Regions from separate parts of the Homo sapiens genome. Here region 1 is linked to region 2. A link is a loop called in an ENCODE intact Hi-C map of the cell type or tissue named here. Cell type or tissue: GM12878. All regions are shown on one strand. Links, peaks and the distances in the headings refer to the core of each region. The heading gives the core; the rest is flanking DNA.

Region 1 (8,359 bases), core at 251-8,250, 80 kb before region 2:
AGCAGCAATTTTGCCTCAAGACTAAAACACAGAAACCCTGTCTGAGTTTCTCACCTGCCAGTCCGCCCTACAGATTTCAGACTTAAGACTGTAACATCAACCCTCACCTGAATTTCCAGCCTGCCTACTTGTCCTATGGATTCTGGACTTGCCAGTGCCCACAGCCGTGGGAGCCAATTCCTTGAACGCAATCAATCTCTCTCTCTCTCTCTCCCTGCCCTCCCACACACACACACATATATATACACACATAACATGTATGTATGCATAACATCTACTTTTTAATATTATATACATATTTATTATATCTACCTAGATATTGGTCTAGATATATGAAAATACAGATATAATCTCCTATTGGCTCTGTCTCTCTGGAGAACCTGACTACAGCAGGGAGAAAGCCATGTAAATGTCAGTGGAAGTTCGCTGCAGGTGAAGAGTCAGGGCCAAGACCCTGTGGCAAGGAAAGGCAAGGAGGCCACCATCGCCAAAGTGGATTGAGCAAGGGCAAGAGTTTAGTGGAGGATAAAGTCAGAGGGGTAAAAAAGACCAGATCACACAGGACTGGGGTAACAAAGACCAGATCACACAGGACTTTGCAGGCCATTTTAGGAACTTTTCTTTTTTTCTCAGCAACATAGGGAATCATCACAGATTTAGTGCAGAACATCACTGGCTGTTGTGTTAATGAGGACAGGGGTAGAATCCAGGAGACTGGCTAAAAGGACAGAACAATGATCCAGACAAGAGACAAAGATGAATGGACCACAGTGGAAAGGGAAGGATGGTAACAACTGTCACATTCTGGAAATACTGTGAAGGTAAAGATAAAGGATTTCCTGATAAGTTTTGCATGAGGTATGAGAAAAAGGAGTCAAAGATGATTCCAAGTTTTTTGGCCTGAATATCTGGAAGGATTGTACTATCAAGAACTGGCCTGCCCTGACCACTTGACTGAAAACTGTAACCACCCACCACCTCTCTCCTACACTCCTCATCCCACTTTTTCTGATCTATTTTCTAAGTAACAATGATCACCTTCCATAATTCAATTACACGGCATGTTTACTCCTTATTGTGGGGCTATCGCAAATAAAATGTAAGCTCCACCAGGGCCTGGCAGAAATATTTTTGTCTCATTTTATCCCAATGTATCCCAAGTAGCTAAGACTGCACCTGGCTGTATAGTTGGTGTTCAATAAATATTTGGTCAATTAATTTGTGGATAGAAAAAATGAGGCTCGAAAGTGTTAAGTAACGTGCCTACTATTATGTTTAGAAAATAGCTATCATGAATTTGGTCACAGGTCTTTCTGGCCCTGTACACATTTTGTTCACTACTTCCTAATTACCTCTTGGCTGAAGTACTAAAGTCAACATGTCTCTTGAAACAGAGATTTTGCCCTGTAGTTTCACTGTTATTATATTGTGTTGTTCTGTGAAGTGTGGGAGGGGGTGTTCCTGAATGCCAACTAATAGCTGTTTATTAACCACTCTTCTGGAATGATCAGATTGCAGAGGCAGCAGGATGTTAAGAGAGCGAGCCCAGGCTCTGGAAGCAAGGCCAGGATTTGAGGCCTGCCTCAGCCACTTATTTGTTATGTAATCATGGTGAAATAAATAATCTTGTCTAAGCCTCAATTTCCTCTTCTATAAAATTGACTTCATGATATCATCTGCCCTTACAAGGTTTGTAGGATTATTGTCAGAAAATAATTCAGCAAGGTCAGTCAATTGTTATTAGGCTTAAAAATATTTCATTAAGACGGCTTCACTTTGGTGAACTTGAAGTGGAAAGCAATTAAACCTGCTCAATCTATGTCAATATTTTCATCAAAAGGTATCCTATTTTTAGAGGTATATTTTGCTTTCCAACCCCATCAGCTTTACTTCTTTCTCCATGTTTTTTCCACTCTATCAACATCTCTGATGAAACCATTAGGGTTCTCTCAAGGAGAAGCCTTTGTGTGTTCATCACTAACCCTTTCTTCTGACTCAGCCCAGGAGTTTATGAACACACCTTCTTCTCAGTCATGAACCTGAGAATACGTCTGAGTCTCTTCTTCCAGTCCCATAACTCTCTAGAAAATCACTTAAACTTTATTCTAAAGCATTACATATGACAATGTGCCCAGTCTCAGGTACAATCTATATACAAGTAGGTAATTTTCAAATGCTGAACACAGATCCACTGTCCCTCCTGCTGCTGTCAGGCACATCTCTCCAGGTTCTTTATTAGCTTTAGGTCTCAGAAAAGCAATTTCTTTTCCAGCCAGGCTCAATACAGGATAGGACTTGGCATTAAAATATTTTTCTTTCTAAAGGTTTCAATAGCCTCAAGTTGCTTGCTTTCTACTCTACAAAATCCACATTCAAATCTCTAGAATGAAATACCACCTTTCTAGAAACCCAGAGGACAAAAATAAGGCATGCTATCCTTTCAATCACTGCCCTCTGTGCAAATGTAACTCTTTGGCCCCTAATTTATAGCACACTGTATCTTCATTCATCTAGAGATTCTTCCTCATGATCTAATTCCTGCTTGGTTCTTACAACTTACTGTCATTCTTGTTACCCAATTATCTACATTTTTCTCTATTTTATTATTTATTTCTAATTTCTCAACTTTCCCTCTACTTTTTAATAAACACTTAAACAGTGTTAGCATTTTAAAAACATTATGTATTAATATTTACAAATACACATTTTCTTTGCAGAAGTAAAAAAATAATTGTTAAAATTAGTATGGGATATAACTTCTTGAATGCTGGAAGAGTTCATTATCTTGATCTGGGAGGTGGCTACACAGGATGTATGCGTAAACATTCATTAAACTGTAAAATGAAGATGTGTGCAGTTTATTGTATACATGTTACGAGAGAGAGAAATAGAGAGGGAGACTATCCATCAAATATTGGAAGTTTTTGCTAAGCAGAAAGGAAAGGGAGAGAATCTTATGTTCAGAGCAATCAACAGCACTATAACTGCAAGTCCATTGAAAAGAACTAAAATTTTCATATCATTGAAGTAAGTTAATAAATTCACTAAAGAATGATTTAGACAATTGGGTTCCATTCTCTCTAAAAACCTTAAGTACTAGAAAAAACTCATGCCTTTTGTCTGAAATTTATCTCTATTCACGATACACAGTGATCACACAAATAAAATAAGTACAATATGATGAATTTCTTGTATCAAGCACACTTCATCTGCCAGATTGCATACTAGATACTTAAAATAATATTTTTTCATGCATTTAGTCATTCAATTAAATGTTAGTCAGAACCACTATGTGCCAATAACTTTACTGTATACTTAGGAATGTATTATATGATTTTGCGGGGAGGAGTTTTTTCTCCCTGGTTATATTTTGCTTAGTAAAACATTAAAACTCTTCTAGATCTGGCAGTTTGAGAAACTCATGCATTGCTTTAAGAGAAGTCTATAAAAGTTATCATTAAAATTAAACAGTTCACATATTAAGGATGAGTACGTAAAATGAATAATATGCTTCATTTAGATAACATGCTTTCAGATATTTGGGATTAAGAGGTCTATGTGTAGAGGAGAAAATGTTAAAATTATGCTGGCTCTTTTTTTTTTAACCTATACAAAACACTTTTTCAGCTCACAGAAATCTAGGTAAAGAAAGGAATGTCATACAGTATGTCCAAGTTAATAATTTACCTTTGCCATTTTATCTGCCAATTGCAGCCGGCCATCAAGTTCCCTTCTGATCTGGGCTGCTTGTTCATCTGCGTTATCCAGCTTAAAAATAAAACAGAAGTTACACATATGTAATTACTTAATCTATATACAGTGACCCACAGACTGAGGCAGTCCCACAGACTAAGGCAAAGATTAAATGACTGAAAAATGTTTAATAGATTGTATCAGATATCTATTACAAAGAGAATACAGGAGGTTGTTCAATTAGATTGGCAGACCAGATAAATTTCTTGGGTACTTTCTCATTGTGGTTTTACTCACAAAACCACCAAATCAAGAAATTAGATTTCTTGATCATTAAGTCAGTCCTAAATAGTTCCAGAAAGATGAAGCTCTTGTTTTGTTCTTTCAAGTTCTCACCATGTATTTCTGGAGGGTGAGATGCTAATGTTTCACTTCTTTCTTTGTACTTTAAAAAAACTCCCTTTGCTTTAATAATAAGTTTGTATTAGTGCTAAACTATAAAAGTACTCTTTGATTGACTGATACAACTTTCTACCACTTAAGTCTTCATATACTCCTCATTCTAATACCAGTAGACTAATACTGCCAAGAAATCCTTCCATTCTTTTAAGGATTGGCACCATATTAGAAATCCATTCTCCTGTTCTAAATTTGACTGAAAACAAGAAAAGTGTGCTCTCATCATTTTTTTTAGAAATCTCCCATTTACATGGAAAATTATTTTCACTTCATGAACTAATCCTTAACTTTTTCTATAACTTATTTTAACTTTACTCATGATACCTTTTCACCCATTCACTCAATATTAGTCCCTTTATAAAAATGTTAAAGTGAGGATGTTAAGTGTTAATTTTCTCTTGACTTTAGTTTTTTCTCCTTTTGCACTCTCATCACGAAGAAGCCTGGACTGCACAATACACTTTAGTAAAGGACCATCTAAAGATTCGATTGAGTATAACATTAAACACCAATGAGAAAACAGTTTACTTGTCACTTTCCCAAAGAACTACAAATTGACCAGGTTACATTTTTAAAAACATCCTCAAAGAGAGTCCTCAAAAAGATGAGTAGAAGCAAACCAGATTAACAGGATAGTGGTGGTAAGGCAATTTATATGAAGAGTCAAAAAAAAAAAAAGAGGAAGATGTTCCTATAAAAGAACACCAAAAGTCTGGAGGTGAGGAGGTAAAACTAGACACACACAGTGGTTCTTTTGGAATGGGATACCAGAAGAGGCAGGGTGAGGGACAGGACTGGAGAGAGAAGCAGGGCAACTTCATAAGTTACTCTTCACAAGCCACATTAGGGAATTTGGAGTTAGTTCCTACAACAATGGGACTTCCTTGAGAGGTTTAAAGTGTAGGAGTGATATGATCAGATGTAAGCTTTGGAAAGGAAAGATCACTCTGTCTCTAGTACAAACAATAGGTCAGAAAGACGGAAGTCTTATTTTGTTTTCTTTAAAGATATACACAAAATGTTAAATTGAGGATATTCATGTTAATTTTCTCTTGGGAGAAAAACTATACAAAAGGCCTGAGATTACCTGTCTAAAATATGTTTCCAAGTTGATTTTTAAAAAACCAAATTCATTTTAAAATAAGTTAAAAAAACAGGCAAGATTTTCTTAAAGTAAATCCTTGTTATATAGGAGTTTCTATGTCATCTCATAAAACTAACAAACAATTTTAATTGATTAATATGATTCAAAATCAAACAGAAACAAGTTTCTCTTCACTGTGTCTAAAATCAAAATGATTAAAATTAAAAACTAACGTAATTATGAAGAAAAATAATATGCAGTAAGTACGGGTTCCAGGTTAACTGAAATCTCTCATTCCAAGCTCCTAAAAACTAAACCATAAGAACACTGAAACTGTAACAATACTTCAAATGCACTAAATGTAATATGAAATATATTATGATCTTTGCTTAAATGCTGATACATATTTCTTCAAAAGACATAAAAAGTTACTTGCATATAAAGAAATTATATTTTTCTCACAGCTTCAACAAAAAATAGCATTTAATATCTTAAAAGGCCACAGTTTTTCAAACTTCACTAGAAACACTAACATATTTTTGTATCTATATCTCCAGATTAACAGCTCTTACTTAAGTGTAAGTGAAATTGTTTGAGTTATTTCTAAATTTTGGTAGTTTTGTTTGTAAGAGACAATTTACAACTACATATTTTTTCTTTTTGTGGAGATGGAGTTCTCGCTATGTTGCCCAGGCTTGTCTTGAACTCCTGGGCTCAAGTGATCTTCCCGCCTCTGCCTTCCTAAGTGCTGGAATTACAGGCATAAGCCACCGCACCTGGTCTGTTTTTTTAAAAAATAATTAATGACTTGATCACATTTGTCTGAAAAAAAAGTAAGCAACAAAACAAAACAAAACCAAAAACAATGTAGAGCACTGGGACACTACATTGTCTTTTCTTTTTTTTTTAATTTCAGATTTGGAGGGGGTACAGTGTAGGATGGTTTCATGGGTATATTACATGTTGTTGAGGTTGAGGTTGGGGATATGGATGGTCCCATCACCCAGGTGGTGAGCATAGTATCCAATAGGTAGTTTTTCAGCCCACATTTCCCTTGGTCAATCATTCCCCAGTGTACTATTCCCATCTTTATATCTATGTATATTCAATGTTTAGCTTTCATTTATAAGTGAGAATGTGTGATATTTGGTTTTATGTTAAGGTGCTAATTTGCTTAGGATAATGGCTTCCAGCTGCATCGACATTGCTGCAAAGAATATGATTTCATTCTTTTTTAGGGTTGTGTAATAATCCATGGTATATATGTGTGTATGTATATATAAAATATTTTCTTTATCCAACCCACCATTAATGGGCACCTATGTTAATACCAGGTCTTTGCTATTGTCATTAGTGTGTCAATGACCATATGGGTGCAAGTGTCCTTTTGATCAAATGAATTATTTTTCTTTGGGTACATACCCAGTAGTAGGATTTCTAGGTGTAACAGTAGTTCTGTTTTAACTTCTTTGAGAAATCTTTAAACTACTTTCTATAGTGGCTAAAGTAATTTGGATTACCACCCACAGAATACAAACATTTGCTTTTCTCTGCAGCCTCACCAACATCTGTTGTTTTTTTGACTTTTTGATAATAGCCATTCTGACTGCTGTGAGATGGTATCTATCTCATTGTGGCTTTGATTTGCATTTCTCTGATGATTAGTGATGTTGAGCATTTGCTCATGTTTTTTGGCCACTTGTACATCTTTTGAGAAGTGTCTGATCATGTCCTTTGCCCATTTTTGAGTTGGATTGATTTTGCTTGATTTAAGTTCCTTGTAGATATCTGTATATTAGATCTTTGTCAGATGCATAGTTTGCAAATATTTTCTCCCATTCTGTAGGCTGTTGGTTGACTCTGTTGGTAATTTCTTTCGCTGTGCAGAATCTCTTTAGATTAATTAGGTCCCACTTGTCAATTTTTGTTTTCACTGTAATTGCTTTTGTGGACTTAGCCATAAGTTATTTGCCAAAGCTAAGGTCGAGAAGGGTATTTCCTAGTATTTCTTTTAGAATTTTTAAACTTTGAAGTCTTACATTTAAGTCGTTAATCCACCCTGAGTTAATTTTCGTATATGATGAAAGGTAGGGGTCTAGTTTCATTCTTCTGCATATGGCTAGCCAGTTATTCCAGCACCATTTATTGAAGAGGGAGTGCTTTCCCCATTGTTTATTTTTGTTGATTTTATCAAAGATCAGATAGTTGTAGGTGTGCAGGTTTACTTCTGAGTTCTCTATGCTGCTCCATTTGTCTATGTGTCTGTGTTTGTACTAGTACGATGCTGTTTTGGTTACTTTAGCCTTATAGTATACTTTGAATTTGGGTAGTGTGATGTTTCTGGCTTTGTTCTTTTTGCTTAGGATAGTTTTGCCTATTTGGGCTTTTAGGTTCCATGTGAATTTTAGAATAGATTTTTCTAATTCTGTGAAAAATCATGTTGCTATTTTGATAGGGATAGCACTGATTCTGTAAATTGCTTTGGGCAGTATGATCCGTTTAATGATACTGATTTTTCCATTCCATGAATATGGAATATTTTTCCATTTATTTATGTCATCTTTGTCATTTTCTAAGCAGTGTTGTGTAGTTCTGCCTGTAGAGATCTTTCACCTCATTGGTTAGATGTATTCCTGGGTTTTTTGTTTGGTGTGTGTATCTATTGTAAATGGGATTGTGTTCTTGATTTGGCTCTCAGCTAGAATTTTACTGATGTATAGAAGTTCTATTGATTTTTGTACTTTGATTTTGTGCTGTGAAACTTTACTGAAGTCATTTATCAGTTCGAGAAGCTTTTTGGCAGAGTCTTTAGGGGTTTTCTACATATAGAATATCATTAACAAAGAAAGCTAATTTGACTTCCTCTTTTCCTACATGGATGCATTTTATTTATTTCTATTGCCTGATTTCTCTGGCTGGGCTTCTAGTACTACGTTGAACAGGAGTGGTGCGAGTGGACATTCTTGTCATGTTCCAGTTCTCAAGGGGAATAGTTCCAGCTCTTCTCCATCCAGTATGATATTGGCTGTGAGTTTGTCATAGATGGCTCTTATTTTTATATGTTTCTTCAATACCTAGCCTGTTGAAGGTTTTTATCATAAAGGAAAATTGGACTTTATTGAA
Region 2 (8,359 bases), core at 239-8,238:
ATTAGTAGAGATAATATATAATATGTAATATAATATTATATATTATCTATATTATATATTATATATATTTATATTATATATTATCTATATTATATATTATCTATATTTATATTGTGTATTATCTATATTATATATTATATATATTTATATTATATATTATCTATATTATATATTATATAATATATTTTATATATTATATAACATTTATATATATTATATATGATATATAATATATTATATAATATATCTCATATATAATATATTATATAATATATCACATATTATATATAATATATCATATATTATATAATATATCATATATTATATAATATATAATATATATAATATATAATATATGATATATTATATAATATATATCATATATAATATAATATATATGATATATAATAATATATATTTATATATAATATATATTATATAACATATTATACATATTATATATAATATAATATAATAAATATAATATAATATATAATATATTATATAATATAATATATAATATATTATATAATATAATATATAATATATATATAATATAATATAATATATAATATTATATATTATATAATATTTATATATATTATATATTATATAAATATATATTATATATTCAAGGATTTATATATTCAAGGAATATATATATGTTTATATATTCAAGGAATATATATATATGCTTATATATTCAAGGAATATATATATATGCTTATATATTCAAGGAATATATATATGCTTATATATTCAAGGAATACATATATATGCTTATATATTCAAGGAATACATATATGCTTATATATTCAAGGAATACATATATGCTTATATATTCAAGGAATATATATATGTTTATATATTCAAGGAATATATATATGCTTATATATTCAAGGAATATATATATATGCTTATATATTCAAGGAATATATATATATGCTTATATATTCAAGGAATATATATATATGCTTATATATTCAAGGAATATATATATATGCTTATATATTCAAGGAATATATATATATGCTTATATATTCAAGGAATATATATATGTTTATATATTCCTTTTGTAGGCAGGCTAAAGAGAACTGAAACATATTACTAGGGTTGGTTCAACTGGTTCAAAAAGTCATTCTACCTAACTCTTGTTAACAGCGAATATGTATATATATATATATCACACACACTTAAGAGATAGGTTGTGTGTGTGTGTATATATATATAGTTACATGCTCTTAACAAGAGATAGGTAGAACATACATATATATATTCTTTTATATATACATATTCCTTGCTCATATATATGTATATATACTTATATAAGAGCAAGGAATATATATATATATAAAATGTATGTGTGTGTGTGTACATACATATATATATACACACACACACATATATATATATGTATGTACACACACACACACATTTTTTTTTTCCAGAAACTTACCAGACTTCCCTCAATGTCTCTTTGGCTAGAATTGCTTCACAAACCCATGCCTAATGAAATCCTTGGAAACCGGAGTGGAATCATCATGATTATCTTAGGTTAATCATGATTTATCCTGTTGTAGAGAGCTCTTTCCCTGGCTGAGCACATGGCCAGAGGAAGGGTGAAGATTTGAATGCTGTGTTACTAAGGGGAAAGACATGAACCAGAAGGTAAGCAGGCAGGCACAATGGCAGTTACAGGCTCTAAATTCCTGAAGTATCCCCAAAGGAATAATACTTAACCATTAACCGCAACAAACATGTAATATGCACTGTACACAAGGCACTGACATGAGCCAGAGTCTCTGTTAATGGGGACACAACATGGCTCTGACCTTAAGGAGGGCATCATCTAGGCAGAATAAAAGAGTTACATGCAAGTTGGATGTATATATGCATGTATCCTATAACTTCCAGGCGCCAATTAAATTTTTTAGAAGGTTATAACTATTATTAAGAGAGAAAAAATCAACTAACTGACCTCTACCCCTCTGCTATTCTTTGATCTCTATGGGTAAGAGTGCTCACACTTCCAGAAATCTCTACTCCAATAAAGCAAAACAGATAAATACAATCACATTGCACTGCTCAGATAGCATCTTTAAGATGAAAGGAAAACCAATAAACTACCTCACAAGTGTCAGTATCCAGAGCTATAATATCATGAGAGCTCTCTAGGAATTCAAAAAACATTTATTTTGCATTTAGGCTCAAACACTACAACTATGTATGTTTTTTTTGCAAGAAATTAAATGAATCATAACGAGATCTGAGGAAAACAGAATATTGACTCTAAAGTACCTCACTGAGAGCAGCACAAAAGCAAAGAGTACTAATGATAATATTTTTCTGAAAGCAGAATCTTTACTTTTACAATTTTTAATGTTTTCTTATATATATATATATGTTATTATTTGCAAGCATCTCCTCTAATTACAGCTAATATATTACTGGTTAAAAAAACTTCATAGTTTCATGTAACAAAACTAGTTTATATAAAGGCATTTCTGGATTGTGGCAACTATAATTCTTATTTCTATATATATATTTTAAGTAAATTTTGTTGTGTATATTTAATGTGTATAACATGATGCTGTAAGGTACACATATATAGTAAAATGGTTGCTATAATGGAACAAATGACCATATCTGTCATCTCATATAGTTATCCATTTGTCCTCCTGTTGCAAGTGCTGCTATAATCTACCCATTTAGAAAAAATCCTGATATAATTCCCTCTACAAAATTAACTATTCTATTAATCTCCTTGAAGGACAGGATTAAATCTTATTCTCATCTTTTTAATACCCAGCTTCTAGGACAATATCTACCACATCATAGGTTCTCAATAAAAGTTGAATTAAATTGATAGCGTCATTATCCTCTGTATTCTATCCAGTAATATTCCTTATGCAAAATTGTATCTACTGAGTTTTATCTTCAGAAAGGTGATCATTTCAGTAAGAGTATAGGATAGTTAGAATATTCATAATGAGTTCAACTGATTCTATATATGTACACACAATATGTGTGTGTATATATATATGTGTGTGGATATATATATATATATATATATATATTGGATATGTAGATCCAAACATATTGTATTCGAGATATATATATATATATATATATATATATATATATATATATATATATATATATCTTCCTTGCTCTTAGCAATCATAAAACTTGATTCCTTAGCCATACCTTAATACAAAGATAAATGAGCATTTGGAATATGATCAAATCCATTTAAATTGTAATGGGCATAAATAAACTAAATTAAACTCTCTTCTTCATTCAGAATTCAAGTCATGGTCTACATAACTTTAACAATAAATTGAAAACAATTTTTTCCTTATTCAGTCTACCGATTTAGAAGATAGAATGGTAATCAGAGTAGGAACTCATTATTACTACTCTGGGAAGTAACGGGGGGAAAAATTCACATTGTAGTCTTTGCACTAGGAGGCAGAAGGAAGAGGTAAATAGTCTTAAGTAAACACAAGATTAAGACAATATTTGGCCGTAGTATAATTATTATCTTTGAGCTCGGAACAAAATGTATCTTCATATTAACTCAACCATTTAGACTGGATTTTTGTTTGAGGCAGTGGTGAATAGGCAATATACTCAAAAGAGGAAAAATATACCAAGCAGATTCCTTTAAATCACCACCAGCAATTGTCCTGTTCTCTTAATAGGCTACTCTGCCCTTCTCATTATTAAGATCCAAGGATGAGGACCAAAAGGTTCTGCAGGCTGCTTCTGGGACTCCATCATTTCAAGATTGTCCTAAAGCTTAAAACAGACTCTAAATCTTCCTAAGCCACAAGGATATGAACAGACACTTCTCAAAAGAAGACATTTATGCAGCCAAAAGACACATGAAAAAATGCTCATCATCACTGGCCATCAGAGAAATGCAAATCAAAACCACAATGAGATACCATCTTACACCAGTTAGAATGGCAATCATTAAAAAGTCAGGAAACAACAGGTGCTGGAGAGGATGTGGAGAAATAGGAACACTTTTACACTGTTGGTGGGACTGTAAACTAGTTCAACCATTGTGGAAGCCAGTGCAGCGATTCCTCAGGGATCTAGAACTAGAAATACCATTTGACCCAGCCATCCCATTACTGGGTATATACCCAAAGGACTATAAATCATGCTGCTATAAAGACACATGCACACGTATGTTTATTGCGGCACTATTCACAATAGCAAAGACTTGGAACCAACCCAAATGTCCAACAATGATAGACTGGAGTAAGAAAATATGGCATATATACACCATGGAACACTATGCAGCCATAAAAAATGATGAGTTCACGTCCTTTGTAGGGACATGGATGAAATTGGAAATCATCATTCTCAGTAAACTATCGCAAGGACAAAAAACCAAACACCACATGTTCTCACTCATAGATGGGAATTGAACAATGAGAACACATGGACACAGGAAGGGGAACATCACACTCTGGGGACTGTTGTGGGGTTGGGGGAGAGGGAAGGGATAGCATTAGGAGATATACCTAATGCTAAATGACGAGTTAATGGGTGCAGCACACCAGCATGGCACATATGTAACTAACCTGCACATTGTGCACACGTACCCTAAAACTTAAAGTATAATAAAAAAAAAAAAAAAATGACCTTCTGCCAACCCAAAAAAAAAAAAATCTTCCTAAGCCACAATCAGTCATTGAAAGTTTGCATATGCATTGCCTTCCTAATACAAGTCCTATGATGGTTAACTCTGAGTGAGTCTGTGGTTAACTCTGAGTGAGTTCCCAGCAGTCAGAAATAACAGGGCAGAGGTGATTAAGGAGATTTTCTCCTTACGTTTTTCCAATTCACAGATCACAAAACCCTTTCTTATTTGTTATATAATTTAATCCCTCCCGTGAAGGAGCAGAGAAAAACGATGACAACAACATGAGCATAGAGACATCACACTAGCAGAAACAGTGAACAGTGTATTAAAGCACCAGGCCGTGTGACAGATGTGTCATGTAGTGAAATCCAGTTTCTGCTACATGCTAGCCATTTAAGCTGAGCCACATTGAGCCTCAGCTTTCTCATCTGTAGTCTGGAAAAGTAAAGTCTGCCTCTAGGGCCTTGATGAGTATTGGATGACATATTTCACTTCTGTTTGTAAATCGCCAAGCACACTGCTAGCTTAGCTTGGTAGGTATTCAATAAATGGGCCTTCCTTCCTCTTCTCAATCCTGAAAAACTTTTTCTTCCATTTTCCAGCTAATAAAATTCCCATCATCTTTACAGACCCATTTCAATCTCCCATTTGTGATCTCCCTAGCCAAAACCACCTGTTCCTATGACACATTATTTTTGTACCTATTTGGCAGTCATTTAATTTTGCCTTATATTATATATAATTAGAGGCATATATGTCTGTCTATACTTTCACTTGGTTTAGAATATCTTGTGAGCAGTGGTCTTATCTGATTCATTTTTTAAAAATCCTGTTTTCTCCCTTCTGTCTCTACACTAGCACAATAAAACTTGCTCAAGGTCCCTGACAAAATGTTGATTTTCAAGTACTTTCTCTTCAAAATATTAAGACATATCTGGAGCTTTTATAATCTATGCTTTATACAACTACTCACTTTTTTAAAGAAAGAGAACAGGCAATGATTTGACAAGTCTTCCCTCAGTTAAGAATTACATTGACAACAGTTGTCCAGAAAAAGGCTTATTTAATATCACAGGATCAGAGGCCATCTGTCTTACATTTTCTCTCCAAAAGTCGAGAATAAATTTCATCTACATCTCTGTATCTGAAAAATGGACTAAATATGGAATAATATGCAGCCATAAAGTAATAACCATTTCTAACATATAAGCAGCAGCCTTTACAGGGATAAAAATTCTCCTTTAATTATTTTTATGTAAATGAATATATAGCTATATCTCTCAAGATATTTAAATATAGATCTACAACTATATATCAGGTCATGAGCCCCAAAGAGTCATTATTAAGAGAAAACTATACCAATTATGTATACCATGGTACCTCAGAGAAAACTCTAACATTACATCAGGAGTAATAGTTAAAAGAAAAAATTTCTAATTGCAACCAACTTTTTCTCCAATCCAGAATGCCTTCTATTTCTACCCCAAGTGACAGTTGAATCCTGCAGTCCCCACAAAGCTTCCCTGATTAATTCAGTGCAAAGTGAGTTCTTTTTCCTATGAACTGTCACAATATATGTTTTACATTTTTTTTCTTTTTTTAGACAGAGTCTCTCTCTGTCACCCAGGATGGAGTACAGTAGCGTGATCTTGGCTCACTGCAACCTCTGCCTCCAGGGTTCAAGCGATTCTCCTGCCTCAGCCCCCTGAATAGCTGGGATTACAGGCACGTGCCACCACACCCGGCTAATTTTTGTATTTTTAGTAGAGACGGGGTTTCACCATGTTGGTCAGGCTGGTCTCGAACTCCTGACCTTGTGATCCACCTGCCTCAGCCTCTCAAAGTGCTGGGATTACAGGTGTGAGCCACCACGTCCAGCCATGTTTTTTATTTTTGTATTTAAACATATTTTGCAGTTAAAACAGTACATACAGCATACATGTACATTTTTAAATTTAAAAAAAAACACTCTTGTATCTTTTAAGCAATAAGCACTATTTTCTTCATACTCTACATCCTTTCTTAGGAAATTATTTCTATAATATCTTGTGATATTTTTCTTCTAGTGTTGAAAACAATGTTACTTTTTCCCCCTCTTACAAAGGTTGTCATCTTTACCTCTCAAATTATAAGATTTTCGAGGGCAGGACTTCGCTATGCTCCTTCATCTTCCTACAGGACCCAGTGCACTGATTTGTATCAATTTCTTATTTGATTTGATATAACAAAGGTGCTTCTCTGGCATGACTAAGGACCTGCCATGCCTTAGTTGTTTTTCATATTCCCTCTAGAAGCACAATCTAAGAACCATCTATTCAAAATGTCTACATTATTGATTATTTCACTCATTCGAATATTTATCAAGACCCTACTATGTGCATAGTACTTAATAGTAAGTGCACACAATTTTAGGGCTACAGCACTGATCAAAAAGGAACAATCTCCTGTCCTAATGACTCTTTTGTGTACCCAGGGATTCAAAGATGAGGTCATGGTTATATTTTTTCCAAGGAACTGACTTTCTGATATGATAATACGCTAAATAAGGTATGAAGGAAGGACCAGAGAAGCACAGTATCTTAGTCTGTTTGGGCTGTTATAACAAATTACCATAAACTGGGTAGCTTATAAGCAGTAGAAATTTATTTTTGCACAGTTCTGGAGGCCGAGAAGTCCAGGATTAAGTAGATTTGGTGTCTCATGAGGGCTTGCTTTCTGGTTAATAGAAAGCACCTTTTCGCTGTGTTCTTACATTGTGGAAAGAGTAAGGGGGTCTCTCTCAAGCCTCTTTTATAAGAACACTAATTCTACTCATGTGGGCTCTGCTCCCATGAGCTAATCACCTCCCAAAGTCCCCACCTCCTAATACCATCACCTTGGGGGTCAAGATTTCAACATCTCAAGGGGAACACAAACATTCAGGTTACGGCACACACAAAAATAAATCCTGTCCCCAAGGTAGGACAGTTTAATCATTATATAGTTCTGATATCCTAAGTTATCACTTTCCTTAGGATATTTCATACAATGAAAAACAAAGCAGCCCATACAGCATATCTGTTCACAAAGTTTCCTTCATTCAGATCTGATGGAGCTTTAAATTTTTATATTTAAAAACAAAGCTTTGTTTTATATAATTTTCACAGTCTTAAGTCTCGTTAGTTTTACCAGGAATAGCAATTGTTGAATTTTGCAAGTTTAATTAATTTTTAAGCCAGACTGCCTGAGTTTAAATCCTGTACTTAACACTAGCTCTACAACTTAGGCAACCTATCTAAACTCATGTGCCTTAGTTCCCTTACCTGTAAAAGAGAGATAACATTAGTACCAAATTTTTGGGACTCCCATGAGGATTAAAAGAAACAATGCACAGTCTTTAAAGCACTTAGAGCACTACTTGGCTCATACACAAACTGATGTGTGTTCACTGCCAGCACCCATCATATTTAAATCATTGTCTTATTCACCCAATTTACTAAAGATGATGCCATGATCTGTAACCATTTTTTTCAATCTTAACAATTGTAAGGAAGTTTCTATTTTGACATAAAATATTGGTAAAGAAAAAAAAAAGTGATAAGTATCACTTTTCCATATATAACATATATTCTTGAAGACAAGTGATCTCTTTACACAAATACCTAGTAACACCTCCAGCTAAGCAGCTAGTATTTGAATGCACATTAGGGATAAAATATT

Evidence for each region. Hi-C counts contacts between places; a loop is a spot of excess contacts. Peaks named below come from ENCODE experiments on the same cell type or tissue, not always from the same donor. Only the 100,000 strongest peaks of a DNase experiment are listed, where the experiment ranks them.
Region 1: a loop joins it to region 2, with 2.2 times the contacts of the local background. A loop is called at or near these places in 2 of 110 quality-filtered maps.

What each region holds. Positions count from the first base shown.
Region 1 is chr7:122,625,561-122,633,919 of GRCh38, forward strand. It overlaps CADPS2 (calcium dependent secretion activator 2), which reads right to left. Exons shown (of 30, transcript NM_017954.11): 4 at 3,688-3,768. Among named protein-coding and RNA genes, the nearest start is that of RNF133, 69 kb to the right of the region's middle. In GM12878, for the core only: no CTCF peak of the experiment used is centred there; a DNase peak (open chromatin) is centred at 4,075.
Region 2 is chr7:122,705,411-122,713,769 of GRCh38, forward strand. The region is part of intron 2 of CADPS2 (calcium dependent secretion activator 2); the gene reads right to left. All of the region lies in intron 2 of LOC124901738 (a long non-coding RNA gene), which reads left to right. Among named protein-coding and RNA genes, the nearest start is that of RNF148, 6.7 kb to the left of the region's middle. In GM12878, for the core only: no CTCF peak of the experiment used is centred there; a DNase peak (open chromatin) is centred at 4,984.